4 separate regions of the Mus musculus genome follow, and regions 1, 3 and 4 are each linked to region 2. The links are chromatin loops, found by intact Hi-C in ENCODE. Cell type or tissue: left cerebral cortex. All regions are shown on one strand. Each heading gives the region's core, and the rest is flanking DNA. Links, peaks and the distances in the headings are about the cores only.

Region 1 (5,581 bases), core at 230-5,229, 110 kb after region 2:
AAGGTGTTAAAGGTCATTTCACTACTGTAGCAGCATGACCTTCTGCAACTCCAGTGTCGGGGAATCTAACACCTCGTCTCTGCAGGCTCCAGGCACACATGGGGCACACATACACAAATGCAGGCAAACACTTTATATTTGCTAGATACATGAACCAAAAATAATTTTAAAAAATTGAAACAACTAGAGTAGGCAAAGTCTTCCCCATGGGGACAGAAGAGTGTCAGTGAGGAAAAACCCTCTTGAAAACTGGTACACTTACTGTTGGAGAGAAGGATAGAGACACTTAGTTCTAGAAGCATACATGAGTGACTATGGCTCTGGAGTGTGTGTGAGCCACGTTCATCATATAAACTAATGGGTTTCTGCTGGTTGTGGTGCCTCACAGCTTTAATCCCAGCACTGTATAAGCAAAGGCAGGCTGATCTTTTTAGTTCAAGGCCAGGCTGCGGATTATAGGACAGTTAAGGTTACAGAGTTTCTGAGTACATTTGAAAAAGAAAAAAGATGGGTTTTACCAAGACATCGTCACACAAGCACACTGTGTACTTTGCTCACGGCCGTTTTCTCCTCATCCCTCCTCCTCCTCTCTTGTACACCAAAGTTCTACCGTCATGCCGTATTTATATTCAAATCTACATTATATTCAAATATTTGTTTGAATCTGACTTTTACAAAACACAATACTCTCCAGTGCCACTCATCTTCCTGCAAACAAGAGGATTGCATTTTTTTTGACGGAATAAAATCCCATTCCTGTTAGCCCTTCACCTGTTGATGGGCATTAGGCAAAGTCCAAAACATAAATATTGTGACTAGTGCTACAACAAATGAACATGGATGCAGAGGGATCTCCCTACTATGTTTGATTCCTTCAGAGATCAGAAGTGACCTAGCTAGATCACTTTTAGATTTAAAAATATTTATGTGCATGTTTGTATGTGTACATGTATGCGGGGGCCCTTAGGAGAGTGCCAGATCCTCTGAAACTGGAACTGATGTCCAAAGTGTTCTAGAATTCAGTCTCTCAACTGCTGAGCCATCCCTTCAGTTCCTCTTTTTTTTTTTTTTTGGTTTTTCGAGACAGGGTTTCTCTGTATAGCCCTGGCTGTCCTGGAACTCACTCTGTAGACCAGGCTGGCCTTGAACTCAGAGATCCACATGCCTCTGCCTCCCAAGTGCTGGGATTAAAGGCATGCGCCACCATACCCGGCCCTTCAGTTCCTCTTAAGACAGAAATACACACACACAAACACACACACACACACACACACACACACACACACACACACACACACACACACACACACACACAGTGGCACATGCCTTTAATCCCAGAACTCAGGAGGCTGAGGCAGGTGGATCACGACCTGGTTGTTGTCTCAAAAAACAAAAGCAAAAAAAAATCAAACCAAACAACAACAACAACAACAAAAATCCTCTATACGGATTTTTTTTTTCGAGACAAAGGTCTCTCCTACTGTAATCGCCATGAGTATTCTCTTTCACTACAACATTACGGTTTTTAAAAAACAAGAAACAACCCCTCTGCCCCCTAAACCAGGTTTTCTGTGTAGCTCTGAGCATTTCCCCCCAGCCTGCATGTCAGTTTTCTTGTTATCAGTCATTCTATCTTGGATAAGCTACTGACAAAGGTCTTGCTAATGTACAGCCCAGTCACCTGGGAGGATCACGTTACCTCAAATTCATTCTTTTCCTTTCCTCTTTCCTTCTTCCCTCTTGTTTGAGGCAGGGTTTCTCTGTGTAGCCCTGGCTGTCCTGGAACTCACTCTGTAGACCAGGCTGGCCTTGACTCAGAGATCTGCCTGTTTCTGCCTCTGGAATTAAAGGTATGCACTACTACAAACTGGTGAAAACCTTCCTTTTTCTTTTAAATTCTCCTCCACACGACAACTTACTGACAGCTCCCCCACTTCTCCCCCTCCCCCCAATAAACACTGAGAAAAGGGCTTTTTACTTTTGCCTTTTTACTACTGGGTCTGGCTGGTCTGTTGCTCATTAAATAGGTCCAGTTTTGCCTCAAATCCCATCCTCCCGCTTCTTGAAAACTGGGATTACAAACCTTAGTGTGAGTAGCCACAAAACTTTTTACACATTGTATCTTTCCACTTGGATCTGGTTGTTACCCTATACCTCTATGTAACAACTTTCTCCAAGTTTACCTAGTGACCTTCATTTCTTCCACATTCCGAACCACACATTTTAGTCCACATCTTACCTAATCGCTTACTCTTGATACTTGTAACAAGTTTCCTTGATACTTTTCTCTGTCTGGCTTCCTGTCTGTGCCTCCTCGCTGTCCTATTTTCTGCTTCCTTCCCTCATCTCACTCCTCGAATGCACACATCCTCCTCTTTAGGCCATTTTTCTCTCTTATGGCTCCAAGAATATCCAGACATGCGCAAGCACACTTTCAACTTTCTTGGTTTCAAACCACACTAATTCATATATACTTGCCTAAAAGATATCCCGCAGATCTCTTGAAACTAAAAATAACGTAACCCAGTTATTCAAGTCAGGACACTCATATTTCCTTATCCAACACATGCCTTCCTACCTACACATCGCCACTGTCTCTTCTTTAGCTTCATAATTGATCTCTCTCCCTACCCAGCTCCACTCCCCAGGGACCGAACGTCAGGCCTAACCGTGCTAAGAACGCATTCTTCTACAGTGCTCTAACATCCTTGCGGTCTTCTTCGCTTAAATTAAGTCCAAATTGGTCTCCATCTCCAGGGCTCAAGTAATCCTCCTGCCTCAGGCTTCAGGCTGGCACTAACATGCCCAGAGCTGGCAAGCTGTGATCTCTCTACAATACAAATATAACTAACTGTTCACACCTCTGTTTAGACCCTTCAAAGCCTCTTCGACTGCCCTTAGGATAAAATAAATTTGCAAGGTCTTGAGTCATAGCTCCCTATCTCAAAGCCCTTTGTATTACCTCTTCCTTTAGCCACAGCAGGCTCTCGGCAGCTCCAGAACATACTCGAGCCCATCCCACCCCCAATTCAATTCTCAGCCGTCCTTCACCCGTCAGCTGAGGCGACTTTTCCATAGGAAAATGGGAGCTCAAAAGGAAAACACTGAAGGGATGAATTCCGAGAGAGGGTGAGAAGCGCGGCTGCGAGGTTCGGGTTTCAGAACGTCAGAGTGACAGGAAGTTCAAGGCAAAGGTGAACTCCAGATCGTGACCTTTCACCTCAGTTCACCGGGCAGTCCGACCCCCGGCCGATTCCGCCCTTACGTATCATGGCTGCCAGCCCCTCTCTCCCGAGGGCCTTCGAGCCCGATACCAGCCAGCTCGGGCGCCACCAAGGCTTCCACCTTCAAATACGTTCTCTCTCCGCTTCTTAGAACCTCCCCGCCGCCGCCGTTAGGAGAACCCTGCGTTGCCAGCTTGCCCCTAAGCAAGATGGCTGCCAGTCTCCAGCCTCTCTTGCCGACGTGAAGCTACCCACTCCCCGCTTAATGCCGCTGCCAGGCTGCCCTCACCTAGTATGGCTCCTCCGCTCATGCCTCGTTATGGTCTCGAAGCCGACACTAACCGGCCAGGTTCCGGGAGGCGCTGTGCAGGATGCAGCCACCCCCGCCCGGCCCTCCCCTCCCCCACGCCCGCGGCGGCGGCGGCGGCGGCGGAGGCGGCGGCGGCTGGAGCCCGGATGCGGCTCCGTGAGGCGCAGGCCCCGGAGAGCGGCGCGGATGGATCCAACATGGCGGCGCCGAGGCTGAGCCGAGAGTGAGGCGGCGGGGCGGCCGGCCGGCGTGGGGAGGGGGAGTCGAGTGGGACGGGGCGGGGCCGGGCGGGGCCGCCAAGGGCTTGGGGAAGGAAAGTGGAAGGGGGAGGCGGTGGCGACGTCCAGCCCGGAGAACCTCCGGAGAGGGAGGTGACGGGACGCTGCGAGGTGGGGGAAGGGGAGCGGCCGAGGGGGGCGTGCAGGGGAGATGGCAACTGTGGGAGAGGGCAGGGGTCGGGGCGCAGGAGTGCGAGCCTGGGGAGGGGCGTAAACAAGGGCCCAGGCTGGCCCAGGCCAGGGGCAGTAAAGAGGCCGAGGTGGGGAGCGGGGCTGCGAGCCAGCGCTGGGGAAGGGGTAGGAGCCGGAGGGAGAGGTTGAGGGTGTGGAGGGGACGGGGGCTGGTGGCATGTGGCTGCAGGGAGGGCTGGACTCCCGTGAGCGCCGTGGTGAGGACGTGGGAGGTGGCGGGGGTTGGGGGGGGGGGTTGGATTGGACTTGAGACGTGTGCCGGAGGGAGGTTTTTCAAAGTGTTCAAATTGGAAGCGGAAGGGCCTAAGGGGAGAATTGGGGTGGAAGAGGAGAAGAGAAGCGGGGCTTGGCGGATGGAGAGAGTGGCGATGTGCCGGGGTAACGTAGAAAGTGAGAGACCCGGAGGAAAGTTTGAAAGGAAGGGGGGAAGATAGGGCAGTGGAGCTGCACGGGTGATAGAGGGTTTGGGGGTTTCCCTTTCCCCCCTGTGGAAGGGCAGCAGAGTTAAGCAGTATCAGTTGCAGCCAATTTTAATTGCCAGGCGCTTAGCTTTTAATAGGGTGGGAAGGGCAGAAAGGAATGGTCATGTGGGTTTGGAGAATTGGGGTTGAATGAGGGTTCAACCGGATTTGCTTTCCAAAACACCCGCTTGCTTCCTTGTTTTTCCTGGTTACAAATAGGGAGATTAGTAAAGCTCTTTCCTAGGTTTCTTTTTTTCTTTTCTTGCAATTAGCATTACAAGAATAGGGAAAGAGACTTTTCTGGAGCCTTATATACCAAGGTGGAGGCTCTGGAAGCCTGAGGAGGAAATAGAAGAGACAGACTGGCCTCTAGGTAACAGGCTAATTAAATATGCTTACCTTTACTGACCCTCAAGTTGTAGGAGGGGGAGGAGGTGTCAATATGCGTATTTAGGAAAAAAAACAAAAACAAAACAAAACAAAACCACCGTTTCCTACCGGAGTGTAGACGTGAGTGGATGTTGCTTTAGTGGTCATTTTGTTTTCATTGTGTGCTGAGGGAAGAGGTGAAGTTTGAGTCTGGCCTCGTGAGTGACCTGATGGGAAGGAAGAGCTGTCTTTGGCTGTAACTTTCCCCCTTCCAGTCCCCCTACCACTCATGTTGTAAGAAACTAGACGGAATAAGGTATTGAGGAAGGCGAGACAGTATCAGGGTGATGGTTCATTCCCAGAAGTGTTGACTTGGAACCTTTCTTGCTATGAGCCATTGAGACTAGAAATTTTGAGGGGCTGATACGATATTGTGGATTTGGTCAGTTTGAGTTCTCTGTAATTTGGAATAGTTCAGCCAATGAAATGACTTTAGGCTTAGATGACTTTTTTTTTTTTTTTTGGCACTGACACTTGACTAACTGTGGACCTTTGAAGTTTCAAAATAAAGCTTGAAATTTTGCTCTTTTACCCCCCCCCTTATTTGTTTTTGTTTTTGTTTTTGTGCTGGCTTTGAAACTTGTGCTAGGAAGAGCCCTGGGGATTTAAGTTTCTTGCAAAGGTAAGTCTGGAACTTTTTCTTGTTTGCACACAATGGGATGGAATGGAAACGGTATGATGCACTGG
Region 2 (5,581 bases), core at 397-5,396:
CCAAGAACTTCTTTTACACTTGACCTCAAAGCCCTGGGTTCAGGAAAAACTAGGCACAATGAAGGAACAGTGTTGATAGAGGCCCTTCTTGGGTATGTCTGAGATTTTCCAAGATGTAGCTCCAGAGCATCTGCTGCTCAGACTTAGCCTCTCTGAGGAGTGGTCCAGGGGATAGGAACCTCAGGACAGGACTCCCAGCTGCCTTATTTCCCTGGTAACCCTGCTCCTTCCTCCAAAGGTTTCTGTATGCAAAGCTGATGGGCCTGCTGGCTGACCTCCGGAGTATAAACAATGCATACTCCTATGAACTTCAGCGCTTGGAGGAACTGTCTGCTATGACGCCGCTGCTCGGGGAGATTTGCAGTTGAGGCCCAGGCTTGCATCCTTTCCCCAGACCCCCAGGGATACACTGGCCTGGAAAGGGTACAGCGCTGGACCCCACACGGGAACCAGCAGGAAGGAGCTTGGGAGTGGCAATGAAATGCTGAACAGTCACTGTCTCTTAGTGCACTCATCAGTGGGGCGTGGAGTGGGTGGGGGACAGAGAGAAGGGAGGTGGGCAACCACAGGGCCAAAGTTGTTCTCCGGAAACACAGGGGATGGGAAAGATGGAAGCCTCGGGGCTAGGAGGTGACTAGAGTTCCTTCTGGGAATGGGTGGGCCCATTCTTTGGTCTTTCTGTGGCCAGAGATTTAACTCTTTAATCCTCCCTTCCCGAGGGAAGGAGTGGAAGACTGAGGAATGGAGAAACCAGGAGAAATGGGATAGGAGGCTTTTTTTTTTCTGCTCCCTCTTTCCATGCAGATTTCTCTGCTTTGAAGAAGGAGTAGTAATATCTCAATCAAACAAAAATAACAAAAAAAGTAGGGTGAGGGAAGCCAGACACATCCCGTAGTCCCTCTCCTTTACTCCAGAGCCATACAGCTTATGGGAGATTATAGTGGGGCTGATGGCAGTATTGGGAACCTCAACCCGCTACCTAACTGGAAAAAATGACTCTCCGGCAGTTCTGGTTCTGAGGAGGACATCGTCCTGTCCCCCCCACTCTGCCCATGGGACCTAGGAGTCATCCGGCAAGGTAGGCTCTGGAGAGGGACCAAGTTAGTCTCTGGCCCTAGGGTATCAGACTCAAAGGTTCCAGCTGCTGCAGAGGCTGCTCCCAGGACAACCTCAGCCCACAGTGATGCTGAAGCCGCAATGGAATCTGTTTCGCCAGTGATTGAGGAAGGCTCCAAGGGCTAGGGTGACAGGCAGGGGACGCATCTTCTTCTCCAGCACCGCACCAACACACCAGTTACTGTCCACCAAGCCTGCCGGGGAAAAGTATATTGACCCGGTTGATTAGCCAGACTTGGAGTATGGAGTCAACAGAAGTAAGGTAGAGCCTCCCTCCCTGCATGTCCCCAAATCCCTCACCACTTCTAAGTGTCTCAAAACCCTCACCTCTAAACACCATATCGGCCTGGGGCAGAGTCAGGTGGTAACCAAAGGAGAAGGTCGTATCTTGTAGCCTTGTATTTGCCTCAAACTCTACTCCAACCTGAACCTGAGAAGCAGGGACAAGAACGAGAGGAGGACCCGTCGCCATGAATCCCACAGGAGTTCTGGCAGGGTATAAGCAAGCTGGAATGCATGTGTGAAAATGTAGACCAGATGAGGCCAGAAAGAATCATAGGCCAGAAGCCTGGGAAGACTCGAGGGGCAGAAGGTTCTGGTTGACTGACTCACTAGGCTAAGAGATGAGCTTGGTAGTCTTACCTGTTCATTGGCCTTGTGGTAATAACTTGCATGGGCCCCACCTGACCCAACATTCAACGTAGCTACCCAGTGGACAGCTGCAGGGTGGGGGAGAACAGAGGGAAAAGGCAGTTACCATCGTAGATACAGGCAAAGGAACCCCAGAAAAGCCCCGAGTCTCTCCTCCTCACCATCATTCACTTGATCTCGTACCTGAGTACTTCCCAGCCAGAGTCAAGATGGCCCCCTCTTCTCCTGGCCGCCGGTGATAAACTAGCTCTCCTCCTAGCACAAGCCGATGGGTGATGCTCTGCAGGAAGTGAGCAACCATGATCACTGTCAGGGAGAGAGGATGCAAGAGTCAGGGAGTCAGGTTTAGTTTCTTACCATCTGGTCATTCCCACCCTAGCCTAGCCAAAAAGGTCCCCCCACCCCCAGAACTCCGTCCCAGTTCCCCACCTGATTCCCCAATCAGATCCGGATTTCCCAGGGTCAGAGTGGCTGTGTAGTCATCTCCCCGATACTCGCCATCAAACTGCCATGTCAGGAACTTGGCCTGCTGTGTCTGGGTGGGGAGAGTAACAAATAAAATACCCTTCTCTCTGTTTATATTCAGTATTGCCTCTGCTCCTCCTCCCCCTGCGTCCCCCAAGGCAGGATACCCATGGAGGAGAAAGAGAGGTGCCTCGGTGGATGGAGGCAGGAACTGTGGGTCACCTGGAAGACAGCCTTAGCTCGCAGCCGTTCTGCCAACAGAAGCAAGACCTGGGCGTTGAGACTGCCACTGCTGTCCATATCCCCCACCACAGTGGGGAACACCTGTTAGGGAGCGTAGACAGGAAGGCTGAGATGGGTAGGTAGCTCTATCCATTGGCACATGAACAGGAAGGGATTTCAGTAACATCTCACAGTGCCCCCTGGTGGACGCCAAAGACAAACTCGGGCAGCTTTGCACAGGACTAGCTCGCGTTCAGAAGAGGCACTGAGAACATAGTTGCTGATCACACACATTTCCAAATTCTCAAGACCTACGTCCATGTGCGTTTTACACAGTTGACGCGAGTGTGGGGGAGCCCTCACCTCTGTGGGGCTAAGCTGCCAGTCCCCTGCATAGGCGGTATGGAGGTGGTACCCTGGCAAGCCCAGGGCACTCATGTGCACAGTATGAGCCACCTGAGGAAAGAGGAGACAACGGAGAACAGAGCATTCTATTTCGTTTCAATCCCGTCTCCCACCCTTGACCTTTTTTTCCATCCAGAGGGGGCTTTTTAAAACCTCAACTATTCCAACGCATGCAGAGGGCCACTGGACTTTAAGCAACAAGTCCCACATCTTGTTGCTTAAAGGCATTGGGGGGGGAGGACCCCACACTTCCCCTCATTTGTCCCACATAGCCTAGCCAAGACAGGACTAATAGGTGTAAAGAGGATCCAGAGACAAGCAGGGAGGAGGGGGGTAAGTAGGGGCCAGACCAGTGGGAGCACCTGGAAATGGCTGCTCAGAACCTTGTTGACAACCAGCTTCACGCCTTCCATCTGTGCTGGGAATACATCTGAAGGGAAGGAACATGCACAGATAAGGACCCCTAACTACATAGACGGACTCCCCTTTCAATTGCATATGAAGCACTGGAGGAAATGACCTCCTTTCAAATCCTGCAACAAAACGCTCTGCTTTGAACATCTGGTCCTTTTTGACTGCCGGATGCTCCAGCTGTGATCTCCCCTCGCTGTTCACATCACTGGACATCAGCATTCAGGACCCTCCCCTTCTCTATGACCCTTCATCCTGAGACACCCAAAAGCTGCGGTCTCACCTTTGCACAACCGGTGCAGCTCGTCGAAGCTCCCGGGGTTGGGCAGCGGTTCCTCTCGACGGTGGCTCCGGCGGGGTAAAGTACCCATCGGTGCCAGGCCCAGGGTGTTCCCCATTTTAATCCAGAGGACAGGGAGGGGTTGGGGTTAGCCTGGGGATAAAATCTATTGCTCCCTCTATCCCCCACGGGCTCCACCCCCCATCATCGGGCTCCCCAGTTTCAGAAACTTCCATATGGTTCAATGCTAGACCTGCAATAAGGAACAGTAGGGGGAGAGAACACCGATGCTAAAGTTGAATCCCGGGCACACTCCCGCCCCATCGTTGATCCCTCACCCCCACCTGTCACCCCCGTCTGCTCTCCCATTATCTAGTCTTAACTACTACCGCAGGCTTCCGCTGACTTTCTAGTTTCTCTGTTCTTCATTCCCACGTCCCAAGGGTCTGCCCGCAATGGAACACTAGCCCTTACCATCTCAGACCATCCTGCAGCCTCTTTCCCCCTAGGCACACCCGGTCATCTTGATGGGGGCAGCCATCTTGAGTAATGGCAGAACTGCAGCTTCACCCTGTATTCCAAGCATGTCCGTAGGCGCCATCTTGGAAATGGGCAAAGGAAGCGCCCAAAGACCCAACCCACTCAATGATGAAAAAGGTGCCTCAATTTACTAGTGACCAATAGGAGAGGAGAAAACAGAAGAGTGGCAGGCCTGCAGGCCCCAGGGCTTCAGTCCGAGTGCAGTGGCGAGTGGGAGTTTGTGGGTGGCCCTTTAGACGTTAGTGGAAGGCCCCCTTTTAAGACCGCCCAACCTCCTCAAGGTCGAGATAAACTCTTGAGCATTCAAGACACTAGAGGGAGCATTTTGCCTATTAGACCAATGGAGTTCCTTAAACCGGAACGTGAGAAAAGTGAAACTATAGTTTGAAGACCTATTTTATGAATATATCACACTCAGGGGTTGTGAAGACGTGGTTCACTTTACCCTCCACCTTCCTGAAAGCCGGCTGGAGAATCCCCACAACTCTCCACTCTATACCACCTCCAAAGGACTGCTACTCACAATCCAACCCCCCAAAACAGACCTCTACCGCCCCCCGCCGTCCCCCCTTCCCCCGCTGGAATTCACAGGCCTTGCCTTCCCGGCGTGGTGGCGCAGGCGGATTTCTAAGTTCGAGGCCAGCCTGGTCTACAAAGTGAGTTCCAGGACAGCCAGGGCTATACAGAGAAACCCTGTCTCAACGACCCCCCCCCCCCAAAAAAAATGACTGTGAGAGTTCTGAGGGCGAGGAGAGAGTTGTGGGCAGAACTAGCTTCCGAAGCAGCTACCCTCTCTAGTTATTATTTACATGGAGAAAAGACAAATAAAATCTAAGAATACAACCGCAGCCTGAAGTTACGCTCCTCCCCCCAGGGCCAGGGGCAAGCAGTGATGTGACACTAGAGGTAAGTCCACAAGAGGACAACTGGAAATATGCAAGATTGCATATGCAAGGGTTGAAGAGATGGCGAAGTGGGTAAGAGCAGTGACGAGGCTGGTGAGGTGGCTCAGATGCTTCCCCAAAAGTCATAAGTTCACTTCCCAGCAATCACATAGTGGCTCACAACCATCTGTAATGGAATCTGATGTACCCTTCTGTTGTTTGCATTTATACATGCAAAGAGAGAGAGTCGTGTGTGTGTGTGTGTGTGTGTGTGTGTTTGAGAGAGAGAGAGAGAGAGAGAGAGAGAGAGAGAGAGAGAGAGAGAGAGAACTGGCTACTTTTCAAAGGATCCAGGTTCAAATCCTAGCACCCACAACTTTAATTCCAGTTCCAGAGAATCTGACACTCTTACACAGATACACGTGGAAGCAAAACACATAACTAAAATAAACAGATTTCTTGGTCTTCGGTTGCACTCTCCCTCCCTAGCTTCCACACTTCCACCCCCGTATCTCTCACTAATATTCCAGTACACACAGGGTAAGCTTGGTGGCAAAAAGGTGAGTGATAGGAATGTTTTCAGTAGCTACTGAGTTGACTCCACTGG
Region 3 (5,581 bases), core at 299-5,298, 72 kb before region 2:
AATTCTCCTCTGACTGACACATGTGCACACAGGTACACCCAAATAAGCACATGCAGTAATAATAATTAATAATGTTTTAAAAATTAAAATGTTGGGCTGGTGAGATGGCTCAGCAGGTAAGAGGACTGACTGTGCTTTCTAAGGTCCTGAGTTCAAATCCCAGCAACCACATGGTGGCTTACAAACCACCCGGCTGACAGAGGGAGCAAAGGTTCTAAATTCAATTCCCAACAACAGATGAAGGTTCACAACCATCTGTACAGCTACAGTGTGTGCTCATATATATAAATAAATAAATCTTTTTTTTTTAAATTAAAAAGTTACCACCAATTTCCAGATAACAGAGATAAACTTCAAGTCACAAAGCTTCTCATATAATATTACAAAAAAAAAAAAAAAAAAAGGAAAAAGCAAAGACTCTATCATCCCCACACAAAAGATAATTGTTTCCTACCTCAAAGTTGCTATTTAAAAAAAAATTACAGGGGCTGGATGGAGGGATGGCCCGGTAGTTAAGAGCACTAGCTGCTTTCCAGAGCCTAGGGATTGCTTCCCAGCACCCACATGGTGCTCACACCATCTTTAACATTAGTTCCAGCAAACCCATTGCCCTTTTCTGGACTCTGAAGGTACCAGGCATGCACCTGATACAGGACATACATGCAGGTAAAACACCCATACACACAAAAAATTAATTTAAAATAACTTAAATGACATTTTATTTTGTATGTGATGGGGCATGCCTCAACACACATATGGGGCTCAGAGGACTTGCAAGGAGTTGGTTTTCTCCTTCCACCATGGGGATTCTAGGGATCAAACTCGGGTAATCAGGCTTGTAAACCTGGAACCCCAGCACTCAAGAGGCAAGTCACAGGAAGACTGCTGTAAATTCAAGGCCATCCTAGTCTGAACAGCAGCTAGCCTGGGCTATATTCAATATGTTGTCCAAAAAGGAAAATGAAACACACACACACAAACACACACACACACACACTTTAATCGCATAATTCTAGCCAACATGTCCAAAGCATTTAGGAAAGTGACCAGAACGAAGTTCTAGAAGTGAAAACTTACCTATGTTAATTCTATGTAACTAGTTATCCACTTTGTACAAGGCATTGTGGAGATATAAGAACTCATTAAGGTGTAAGAAACTGAGCCTGGTGGCGGTGACACACACATTTAAACCCAGCCCTCAGAGGCAGAGGCAGGAGGATCTCTGTGAGTTTGAGGGCAGCCTGGTGTACAGCCAGGGCTACACAGAGAAACCCTGTCTTGAAAAACAACGGATCAAAAAAATCCAACCATCTTCTACATGGGTTCATGATACTAGACACACACACAATCATTTCAAGAGCCTAATAGGCTACTCCAGAGCACTAGCAGGCCCATTATGAGAGGGGAAAAATGCAACCAGCCCTTCTTCAGCTCTCACCCTTCCCTTTGAGACAAGAGGTGAATGCAGACATTGTGTCCCCAGGGCTCTCAGAAAGAAGTGGGAACAAATCTCTTTAAATCGACTAGATTGTCTCTGAAGTTGCAGGGCACACATTCCTCACACCGAGCTAGGCCCAGTCACTCAGCTACCCAGCAAGAGTTTGCAGATGTGGGTTGGAATCTATCGCACAATCTGTCTGCTGCTATTGTTCCCAAATACCAGTGCGAGCTTTGCACAAGGCCCCTACAGAAACAAGCTGTACAGAGTCGACAACCTTGTTGGAAATATGAAAGTAGTTATCTATCCTTGCCTTTCATGTGAAACCAGAAACTCTGAAAAGACTCTCTACACTGGGAATGTTGTTTAAGATGTTACAGCTAGGAGCCAGTGGGATAGTTCAGAGAGAAAAGGCACGTGCCACCAAGCGGGGCAACCTGAGTTGGGCCCTTGGAATTCCCAATTGTCCTCTGAACCCTACACACAAGCCATATAGCACATGTGCAGCCACCTACACCCATACTAAAGAAAAGTGAAAAAAAAATTATCAACAGTTATAGCTGGAAGCAAGTGTTTGTTTTGAGACAGTACCACATTCTACAGCCCAGGCTGGCCAGCAACTCACTCTATAGCTCAGGCTGGCTTCAATATTACAGCAGCCCTCCTGCCTCAGTCTCCTAAGTGCTGAGAAGGGTGGGGTGTGCCTCCACAAGCAGCTGATTAAGTCATTTATGTAAAATGGTGTGGCATTTACATATGCCCTGTGCACATTCTCTTATACTTCCAGTAATTTCTGTATTACTTATAATGCCTATTATAATTTAAATATTCTGTATGTTACACTCTATGGTTTAAGGTAAATGGGGTGGGGAGAGCTACTTATGTACAATCCATACACAAAAATATGGAAAAAAATTACTTGTAGACACAACCAATCTACATGAGGACAGAAGGTGAGGTAAATAATTCTTAGTGCTGGGATGACAGAATATCTGACTGACGGAAGGTGACAGCAGGACACACCCACAGTCCCCTCCCAGGGACTCAGTGTAATGCTTGGCAGGTAACACACTCAAACTGCTTTGGGAATTTGCTTTTCAAATAATTTCCATGTGAGACTGGCTAGATCCAGGAAGAACCCAAAGATGAAGACTCTACATACTAATCCCGAAACTCCTAAGATAAATGCCTGGAACCAATATGATCATTTTAAGCTAAATGTTAAACCATTGACCTGATATGCCCTAACATTCACCAGCATGTGTTACATCATAGAATTTGAAAGCATTTAATTATGGTCAAAATTAGGGATGAAAGATACAGCTCTGGAAAACCTGGTCCTGTCCTTCGGCTATGAGGATGCGCAGCAAGATAAAAATAAAGGATAAAGATAACCAATCCAAACTCCCCAAGACTCACTTTTACAAAGAAAGACTAAACAGAATCCCTCTATTTTTATACTGCATGACAGAAGTGGAAAGAGAAATGAAAACATATTTGGGAGAATCGGGGTCTGGAATCTCAACAGCACTGAAGCTAACTTTCCATAACAAATAATTTCCAAAAATAGGACTGGCACAAAACTGGGTTGGGATTTGTACCAGAAATGTCACTAGCCCTTACAACTATAAAGGCTCTGTGGATGATAGCTAATGAGTGAAGAATTCAGAACAAGGGGAAATCTAAGCTATTTCTCTGGACAGAAAATGGACACTTTAGAGAAAGGTGGTGACACCCACCCACCCAATTGTCCCGCTAAAACCAAAATTAAAACAAAACAAAGTGGATTTCCTGGGCAACATTAAGAGACCCACTGTGGATGCTATTATTGACCTTGGCTTGGGAGGGATGCATTAGGATGCCCGACAGTTTCCACCGGTTGCTAGCAGGATTGCCAGGAGTTAAAGCACCCAGTAGGTGCTCCAAGGAGCCCCTCCCTCTACAATCCCTAAGTCCCCCCAAAACTGCAGGCCTAGGGGCCCGCTGATCTCGAAGTTACAGCAGCTTTTTGGGGCCACAAGAGCAGTTTTCGAAGAGGCTTTAGAGGTGGGCGAGGCAGAAACAATGACAGCCGCGCCACTCGGCCACACACAGTGTGACCTCTAAGCCCTTCCGAGCCTCTCCGCCGGGGGAGAAGAGGGGGTGCTAAGATCCCAGGGGCGCGGCCTGCACACCCGCAGGTCCTTTCCCTGTCCCCGCAAGGCACACACCGCTGTCACCCCCTCAGGGACTAATTCAGGTTCCCCCAACGGTCGCGGGCGTGGACTCCTAGCCCCAGGCTAAAGTCACCTCAGCAAGAACGCAGCCATCTTGAGTTCCGGCCTGGACGGAAATGACGCATCGCTCCTCCCCCCGTGTGGCCCTGCCTTTGGGGGCGGAGCCGGCGGGGCGGAGGCGGGGACTATCATATGACACCTCAGAATTTTTAGGCTGGAACCTCCTTTGTGTTCCGGGCTTGGTGGATGGTACTTTTTTTGTTTTGGGTTCTTTTTGGTTTTTTTTGGTTTTAGTTTTTTGTTTTGCTTTGCTTTTCAGTTCTTCGGTTTTCCTCTCACGCGCCAGTTTCTAGCTAGCGTCGTTTGTCAAAGTTTTGGCCAAAATCGCCGAGTGGTTACCGTTAGTGCGTTTACCTGCCCGAGTGTTTATTTTGTAGGGCTCGCTCTGCCAGGCAGCCACTTCTCCGGCTTATTTATTCCCTGAGGATTTCAGAGGCTCACTTCACCCCCCTCCTTCCAAGTTGTCTTAAAAATCCCCTAGTTAGCTGGCTGAGACACCCAAGGAAAAATGCTAGTTTGGCCTTCTTCTGAACTTGGTGCCTCCCGTGTTAGGCAAGCACTATACCTTTAAGCCATATCCCCAGCAAGATAAGCAAACCGTACCCCAAATTGGGCCGTAGGGAGTGTGTCGTGGGCTGCCAGAGGGCCATCCGCCATCCCTTTCAATGTTGGCATCCTTTCTCACCACCTCCTTTAGGCCTGGCAATTCCAGGGTTTGAGCTGCAGCACGAACCAAACTCCCACTGGCCAAAGACAACGCTCTTTTGTTTATTTTTTCAGCGATATGTGGGTGACACCCACAGCCACAAGAGCCTAGGGGTGTGGAGGAGAACCCGCTTTGATTTATATATACTGTATATCCACGGTTTTGAGGATTCCAAGCACAGAAATCAGTTGCAGAGTCTCTCGACTGAGGAAAGAGAGAAAGACATGAAATGAAATGTCAAAGTTCCTGACCCTGGGCGCTGAGGGGTGGCAAGGCAAAGGGAGAAAGAATAAAGGGGGGCAGCCCAGAGCAACTCTTATTCTGTAGCAAATCTCTTTTTGAATGTATTAATATTCAGATCCCATTTATATTTAGCAATCTAGCTCTCTCCTGCCTTTTTCCTTTCAGGATTTAAATAGCACAAATTCGCTTTTTTCCCCCCTTCATCAAATGAATAATATTATTTTGCATTTTTGTAACGTTAGACAAAGAAAGCACTTTGTAGACTTTTAGGGACCTTTGAGGTTCTCTCATCCAACCCTCCGTTCAGTGCAGGAATCTCTTTTGCAGTGTTTCTTGATCTTCAAGATGGACGCGACACAATTCAGTGCCAGCTACCTCAAAACATAAGTTTCATGTTGGTAGCAGTGGCTGTGCCTATAGTCCCAGCACTGTGGAGGCTGAGGTAAGAGGATCGTGAGTTTGAAGTCACTCTCCAGAGACAGGTAAAAGAGAAACAAACTGACATAAAGAAAACAGCTTTTAGAATTTAGTAAGAAGGTCCATCAGTAGAAAATTGTTCTAGTAAGTACAGCTTTCTGCTCCTGAACTCCCTCCCAGACATCGCTCCAACCCTCTCTAACCCAGCTTGCTGACACGCCTACAGTCCTAGTACTTAGTGGGTCAGGTGCTCAGGTCATCCTCAGCCTTGGCAGCATACCAAGTTCCAGGTGACCTGGACTACACAGACAGTATTCCAGAAACAAAAATAAGAATAAAATGTAACAGATGTCCCTTTAATTTAGCTCTTTGTTTTATTTAAATGGTTGTATGTCTGTATACCACGTGTGTGCTTGGTGCTCCGAGAGGCCAGAAAAGGATGCCAGTTCCCTCCTGGAACTGGAGTTATGGACCTGTGACCTTCTAGGTAGGTGCTGGGAA
Region 4 (5,581 bases), core at 248-5,247, 57 kb before region 2:
TACAAATATACACGCAGAGAACTTGATGTTGAACATGGCAATGCATACCTATAATCTCAGCACTTAGAACGTACAGTCAGGGAGATCAGAAGTCCAAGACCAGTTCTAACTAAATAGTAAATAACAGTTTAAGGCCAGCCAGGTTTACAAGAGACCCTGTTTCAAAAGCAACAACTTCCGTTTGTTCTCTACTTTAGATATATTATTAATACCTGACTATATATTATTAATACCTGACTAGCCAGTTTGTGGATAACGTCAATTTAGATATATCCTGGAATCTTTAGATGATTGTGGGAAAATGTAACCGCTTCTTCTGGAGGCAGGTGTGGGGGAGCATTAGATTTATTATTAGTCATAGTAAGCTACCTGATGTGGGTGTTGGGACCTGAATGTGGGTTTTCTGCAAGAGCACTAACAAACTGCTGAGCTATCTCTCCAGCTGCTCAAAAGAATCAGACATAATGTCTGGACGGAAACTAAGATTTTATTTCACATGATATAAGAAATAAAATGTAAAAATGTGTGTTGGTACATTACAATAATTCTGGCGTTCAGAAAGCTGGACAGTAAAGGGATTTCTAGGAGTTCAAGGCTAGCTGGGGTTACAGAACAAGACCTTGTTTAAAACACAAAACAGAATTATAGCCCCAAGCAGTCACTCTAAACAAACACACATGAGAAGAACTGAGAATGGAGTCAGTAGCAGGCTGTGTTACTACATCACACACACACACACACACACACACACACACACACGCACACGCACACGCACATGCACATGCACACACACACACACACACACACCAATACTTAAATAAGAGGTCATCATGAAAAGTCTGGCAAGTTGCCAGATGACTGCAATTTTATCACTTTTGGGGGAATGAGGCAGAATGATTGCTTTGAATTCAAGGCCAGTCTAGGAGCCAAGAGAGAGGGCACATTCTTAAGAGGGCACTTGCTTAAACTCTACAAGAAGAAGACCTTTAAACAACACAGAAAATCTAAAACTCACCCAGGAAATACTTCAGATTTTATCCTCTTCATTGGCAGAAAACATTATAATAAATATTATAAACAAAATCTGCAAGTGAATTGGTAGTGATGGGGAAATTATAATGCATTTTAATAGCTCCCATACCTTCACCTCTATCTACAGCCTCTTTTTTCTACTTCACTGTCTGATAAAGCCATTTGAACATGTCTGATCTGGTAGAGTATCTGCACTATGTTTCACGGTCTCCTCCCAGCCCACTACAACCATGGCCATCACTCCACTAAAATTGCTTTCCTCAAAGGGCATCAGTGATGTCCATGCTAAGTATGCTTGTAGAATAGCATAGTGTGTGTGTGTATGTGTGTGTGTGTGTGTGTGTGTACTGTTTGTGTGTGGTGCGTATTATTGGCCTAGGGTCTTGTGCACTTGAGCCAAGCACTCTGCCACTGAGCCACAGCACTAGCTCCTGTTGTTCAAACTCAGTGGTCACTTTTGAGTCTTTGCCATCTCTTGGCAGTGTTCAGCATGATCAACCATTTCCTCTCTTTGGTGATGGTTTACCACTTGGCTTCCTTGAGATAGATTCTTCTGCTTTTTGTTGTTTTTATCAATTTGAGAAATGCATGAATTAACTTTTTAAAAAGATTTATTTATTTGTTTATTATATGTAAGTACACTGTAGCTGTCTTCAGACACCCCAGAAGAGGACATCAGATCTCATTACGGATGGTTGTGAGCCACCATATTGTTGCTGAGATTTGAACTCAGGATCTTCGGAAGAGCAGTCAGTGCTCCTAACTGCTGAGCCATCTCTCCAGCCCATGAATTAACTTTATAGCAGAGAGTGCAATATTCTCTTTGGTTTATTCCACACATTGTGGGTTTATTCCCATATTAATGCTAAAATTTCCACAAGGTTACAGTCAATTAGAGATGAATATTTTCTTCCCCTTAACTTGCTATTTTTGAAGTTTTGCTTTTAGACTTATTTATTTTGTGTGTATGAGGTTTTTTTGCCTGCTTGTATGTATATGTACATACAAGTACCTATTGCCCACCTATGCCTTTAAAAGGGGGCATCACATCACCTAAAACTAGAGTTAGAGATCAACACGTGTTCTTACCCATGAACCATCTATCCGGCCTCTTTCCCCAATTTAGATGGAGCTTTGTTTATTCATTAGTGTGTCTGAGACAGGGTCCCACTCTGTGTCCTGGCTGGTCTTGAACTTACATTATAGCCTAGGCTGACTTCAGACTCTTCAGGAGCTAAAACTCAGTCATTAGCATCCTAGGTGAATGCCCTTAACTGCTGCGATGGCCCCTGTGAGACGTTTAAAGGGTATAGAATAGTTCTTTTGCATTGTCTAGGTCATTGTATTATTGTCTAGCATACTTACTTTTCTCTGGACTCATAACTACCAGTTATACATAACTACTATGTATAATTGTTTAAAAAAAAAAGATTACTAAAACAAACCAAGAAACAAAAAACCTCCCACAGATTCTTGAAACTTTCCCTAGAGGGCAGTATACCTTTCTGTTGAGAACTTCCCCCACCCCACAACTGTCCGGTACACAGAGACAGGGTTTCTCTGTGGAGCCCTAGTTGTCCTGGAACTCTGTAGATCAGCCTAGCCTTGAGAGAACTCCTTAGAAGTGTAAATAAGGCCTGAGGCCTGCCTATAAGGATGGAGAAAGAATCTAGCCAGTGTCTCGAGCCTCCTATTGGTTCTCTTTCTCTAGCCACATCAGCTCTTCTGAGCCCCGTTTATCTATCTAGTTCACTTACAACTACTTTTAACTTCAGAGAGCCTAGCCACACACTCCCCAAAGCAGCAGAAGAGGCATCTGGATGAGATTGAGACATTGTTAGAAATCTGGGAGTCAGGTAAAGCCAGGTTGGGGTCCTCCCAAGAAGAAAGAAAGAGGGTCTAGATCTTACGTGTCTGCTATGCAGGACCAAATAGGTATTCCGGAGCTCAGTTAAAGAGGGGCCTGCCCCACCCCTCTGCCTTCTAAATCAGGCTGGACAGCATCCTTGACAATCAACCTTTAGTTTATCTGTGTCATATAAAAACCACAAATTCAGGAGTCAGACCACCTGAGTTCTACCCCTACTTCAACTACTGATTTGCTTTGGTTATTTAGTATCTCAGTGGCTCACTTTCTTCACTTGTAAAATGGAGATACCAGGACCATTACAAGAATGTAAATGAGCTAGAGGATGGTGGTGGTACACACCTTCAGTCTCAGCACATGGGAGGCAAAGGCAACTGGATCTCTGTGAATTCAAGGCCAGCCTAGTCTACAGAATGGGTTCCAGGGCTTTTACACAGAAAAACTCTGTCTCAGAAAAAAAAAAAAATTAAATGAGTTAATATGTGTGAAAGTGCCTGGAAAGGGGACTGAGCCACAGGGGTACTTTACAAGTCTCTCTTACCTCTCATGGCCTATCTGTAGCATGAGACTCAAGTATCACCCCAACCTAGGGAATGAAGATCTCAGAGGGCCCTAACTATGAAACCTTCTAAGTCAACAGAATTCAACCCAGCAAAGAATAATCACAGCTGACCTGGTCATTGGTCCATTGCATCCTTAGATTCTGACACAGCCTCCCCCCTTGACAAATGAGGACACTGAGTCATGGAGACATTTATTAACTTTGCCAAGGCACAATGGTCACTGAACTAAGACTAGAACTCAGGACCTAGCACTAAGAGGACACTGAGGGACGGGATTCATGCACCTATCTGTCACACTGGTTTCTAAGTGTGTGAGCTTTTGGCCACCTTCACCATTTGACTGCTGGCTTCTGGAAATACCAGCAATGACATCATGCTCGGAGACTCAAACTATGTTTCTAAAGGTCAGATTCCCATTCTGTGGACATTTTTATTATACACATCCTTTGTCTTCTGTTAGTCACATCATCCTAGTTATTTCCCAGCATGCTATAGACTTTTCCTAGAAAGGAATTTTTACTGCTTTGCAATAAATCAGTACCATTTGCTTACATAAGCCACTGTTTTCCTCCTGTCTTTGAGAATACACATGCAATGCTGTCCAGATATGGCTCTTTGACTGCATTTCCTAAGACCCCCAAATGGAGCCTCTTTACTTTTACAGTCTCAGCTATCTCAAACTGATCGACAGTCTTCATGATAAATGGACTCTAAAGGAAGCTCAAAGCCTGAGGGGGGAACACGGGCTGCCAGTACTCTCTTAAGCATGGCTTCTAGGGGCCAATGTCAAGGGAGAAAATGAGGAAGCTCTTGCTTTGTGACCAGCATAACTTTCTGCCTCTCTATGGACCACGAGTCCCTTGCCTTTTTAGATCAAGAGTCAGACCTGCTGCCACTTAACCAAAAAGATCACCAGTGATACCTAACACTATAGAAAGCAAAACTCCTCACCCGCAAACTCTCAATTTCCAGAAAAGCACAGACAACAGGGACTACATTTAGAGTGTTTATGAAAAACAAAGCTGACAGCAGCTAATTAGAATGAATCCAATGAGGACTGATTCGCAGACGTTGAACATGTGTCAGGGACAAGGAAGCCACCAGGAGCCACTATCTCTGCCAACAGTATCAGAAATAAAGAAATGTAGTTGGCATTTTGAAAGAAAAAGAATATACATCCCTTCATCCCCTGCTGTTTTTTAAAAAGGTGTATCTATTTATTGTATGTATATGAGTACACTGTAGCTGTCTTCAGACACACTAGAAGAGAGCTTCAGACCCCATTACAGATGGTTGTGAGCCACCATGTGGTTACTGGGAATTGAACTCAGGACCCCTGGAAGAGCAGTCAGTGCTCTTAGCTGCTGAGAGCAATCTCTCTAGTCCCATCCTCTGCTGTTTTCTCTACTGGCATTTGAAATCAAATTTCTCATTCTAGCTCCACATCTGCTTGCCACTTGTAGTGGGTCTTTGCTACTTTGTGGATTCTTCTTTCTTCCACCCTTCACCCTTTTTTTCCCCCACCATTTCAATCTCTGAATACTAGATAAGGGAGAAAAAAAAAAGGCTAGAGGAAAAAGGAAAGAGTTCCCTGAATAAAGAAAGTCAGGGGCAGAAAGTGGGTGATTTTATCATTAGACTACTTCCTGCTGATTAGAGGAGTTGAGTTCCTTGGGGCAAGTTTGATATTTGACATCAGGATGTCTAATTCAGGATATCTAATTATTTCTTCTTCTTCTTCTTCTTCTTCTTCTTCTTCTTCTTCTTCTTCTTCTTCTTCTTCTTCTTCTTCTTCTTCTTCTTCTTCTTCTTCTTCTTTTTCTTCCTCTCCATCTTCTTCTTCTCCTTCTCCTCTTCCTTCTCCTCTTAATCCTCCCCTCCCCCTCCTTCTCCTCTTCCTTCTCCTCCTCTTCTTCGCACATGACTACTTAACAAACTGTGACCAACAATGAACAACCAACAACCCACTCTGCCCCTAGCATTTATACACCCTCTGAAAAAGTCCCCAGAATTCCAAATGCCACACAACTATTTGCAGCTGGTAAAATCATACACCCACCAAAGCACAAGGCAAATCACAGTCAGCTGCTGGGGACAGTCTGAAGCAGCCCCAAATCCC

What was found. Hi-C counts contacts between places; a loop is a spot of excess contacts. Peaks named below come from ENCODE experiments on the same cell type or tissue, not always from the same donor. Only the 100,000 strongest peaks of a DNase experiment are listed, where the experiment ranks them.
Region 1: it touches region 2 in a loop (2.0-fold over the local background); 2 of 42 quality-filtered maps call a loop at or near these places.
Region 3: a loop joins it to region 2, with 5 times the contacts of the local background. A loop is called at or near these places in 19 of 42 quality-filtered maps.
Region 4: it touches region 2 in a loop (5-fold over the local background); 21 of 42 quality-filtered maps call a loop at or near these places.

Annotation. Positions count from the first base shown.
Region 1 is chr1:171,325,770-171,331,350 of GRCm38, forward strand. Dedd (death effector domain-containing) reads left to right here and starts at 3,376. Exons shown (of 6, transcript NM_001128609.1): 1 at 3,376-3,757; 2 at 5,484-5,516. Gm20045 (a long non-coding RNA gene) reads right to left here and starts at 1,545. Exons shown (of 2, transcript XR_865726.1): 1 at 1,125-1,545. In left cerebral cortex, for the core only: no CTCF peak of the experiment used is centred there; DNase peaks (open chromatin) are centred at 2,377, 3,374, 4,116, 4,332 and 1 more place; H3K4me3 peaks cover 3,096 bases; H3K27ac peaks cover 2,374 bases.
Region 2 is chr1:171,218,351-171,223,931 of GRCm38, forward strand. Nr1i3 (nuclear receptor subfamily 1, group I, member 3) reads left to right here. Exons shown (of 9, transcript NM_009803.5): 9 at 239-495. The coding sequence ends at 368. It overlaps Tomm40l (translocase of outer mitochondrial membrane 40-like), which reads right to left and starts at 4,164. Exons shown (of 10, transcript NM_001037170.2): 1 at 4,025-4,164; 2 at 3,554-3,803; 3 at 3,222-3,289; 4 at 2,818-2,910; 5 at 2,455-2,556; 6 at 2,197-2,302; 7 at 1,951-2,073; 8 at 1,759-1,835; 9 at 1,444-1,546; 10 at 1-1,310. The coding sequence starts at 3,668. The coding sequence ends at 1,171. It also overlaps a transcript of Apoa2 not described here. In left cerebral cortex, for the core only: CTCF peaks have their summits at 2,665 (motif pointing left) and 4,396; DNase peaks (open chromatin) are centred at 2,661, 3,181 and 4,239; H3K4me3 peaks cover 2,128 bases; H3K27ac peaks cover 1,893 bases.
Region 3 is chr1:171,146,832-171,152,412 of GRCm38, forward strand. It overlaps Sdhc (succinate dehydrogenase complex, subunit C, integral membrane protein), which reads right to left and starts at 3,772. Exons shown (of 6, transcript NM_025321.3): 1 at 3,728-3,772. The coding sequence starts at 3,747. It also overlaps a transcript of Mpz not described here. In left cerebral cortex, for the core only: no CTCF peak of the experiment used is centred there; DNase peaks (open chromatin) are centred at 2,992, 3,804 and 4,415; H3K4me3 peaks cover 2,014 bases; H3K27ac peaks cover 2,127 bases.
Region 4 is chr1:171,161,880-171,167,460 of GRCm38, forward strand. No RefSeq gene overlaps it. Among named protein-coding and RNA genes, the nearest start is that of Mpz, 9.2 kb to the left of the region's middle. In left cerebral cortex, for the core only: a CTCF peak has its summit at 2,522; a DNase peak (open chromatin) is centred at 2,605.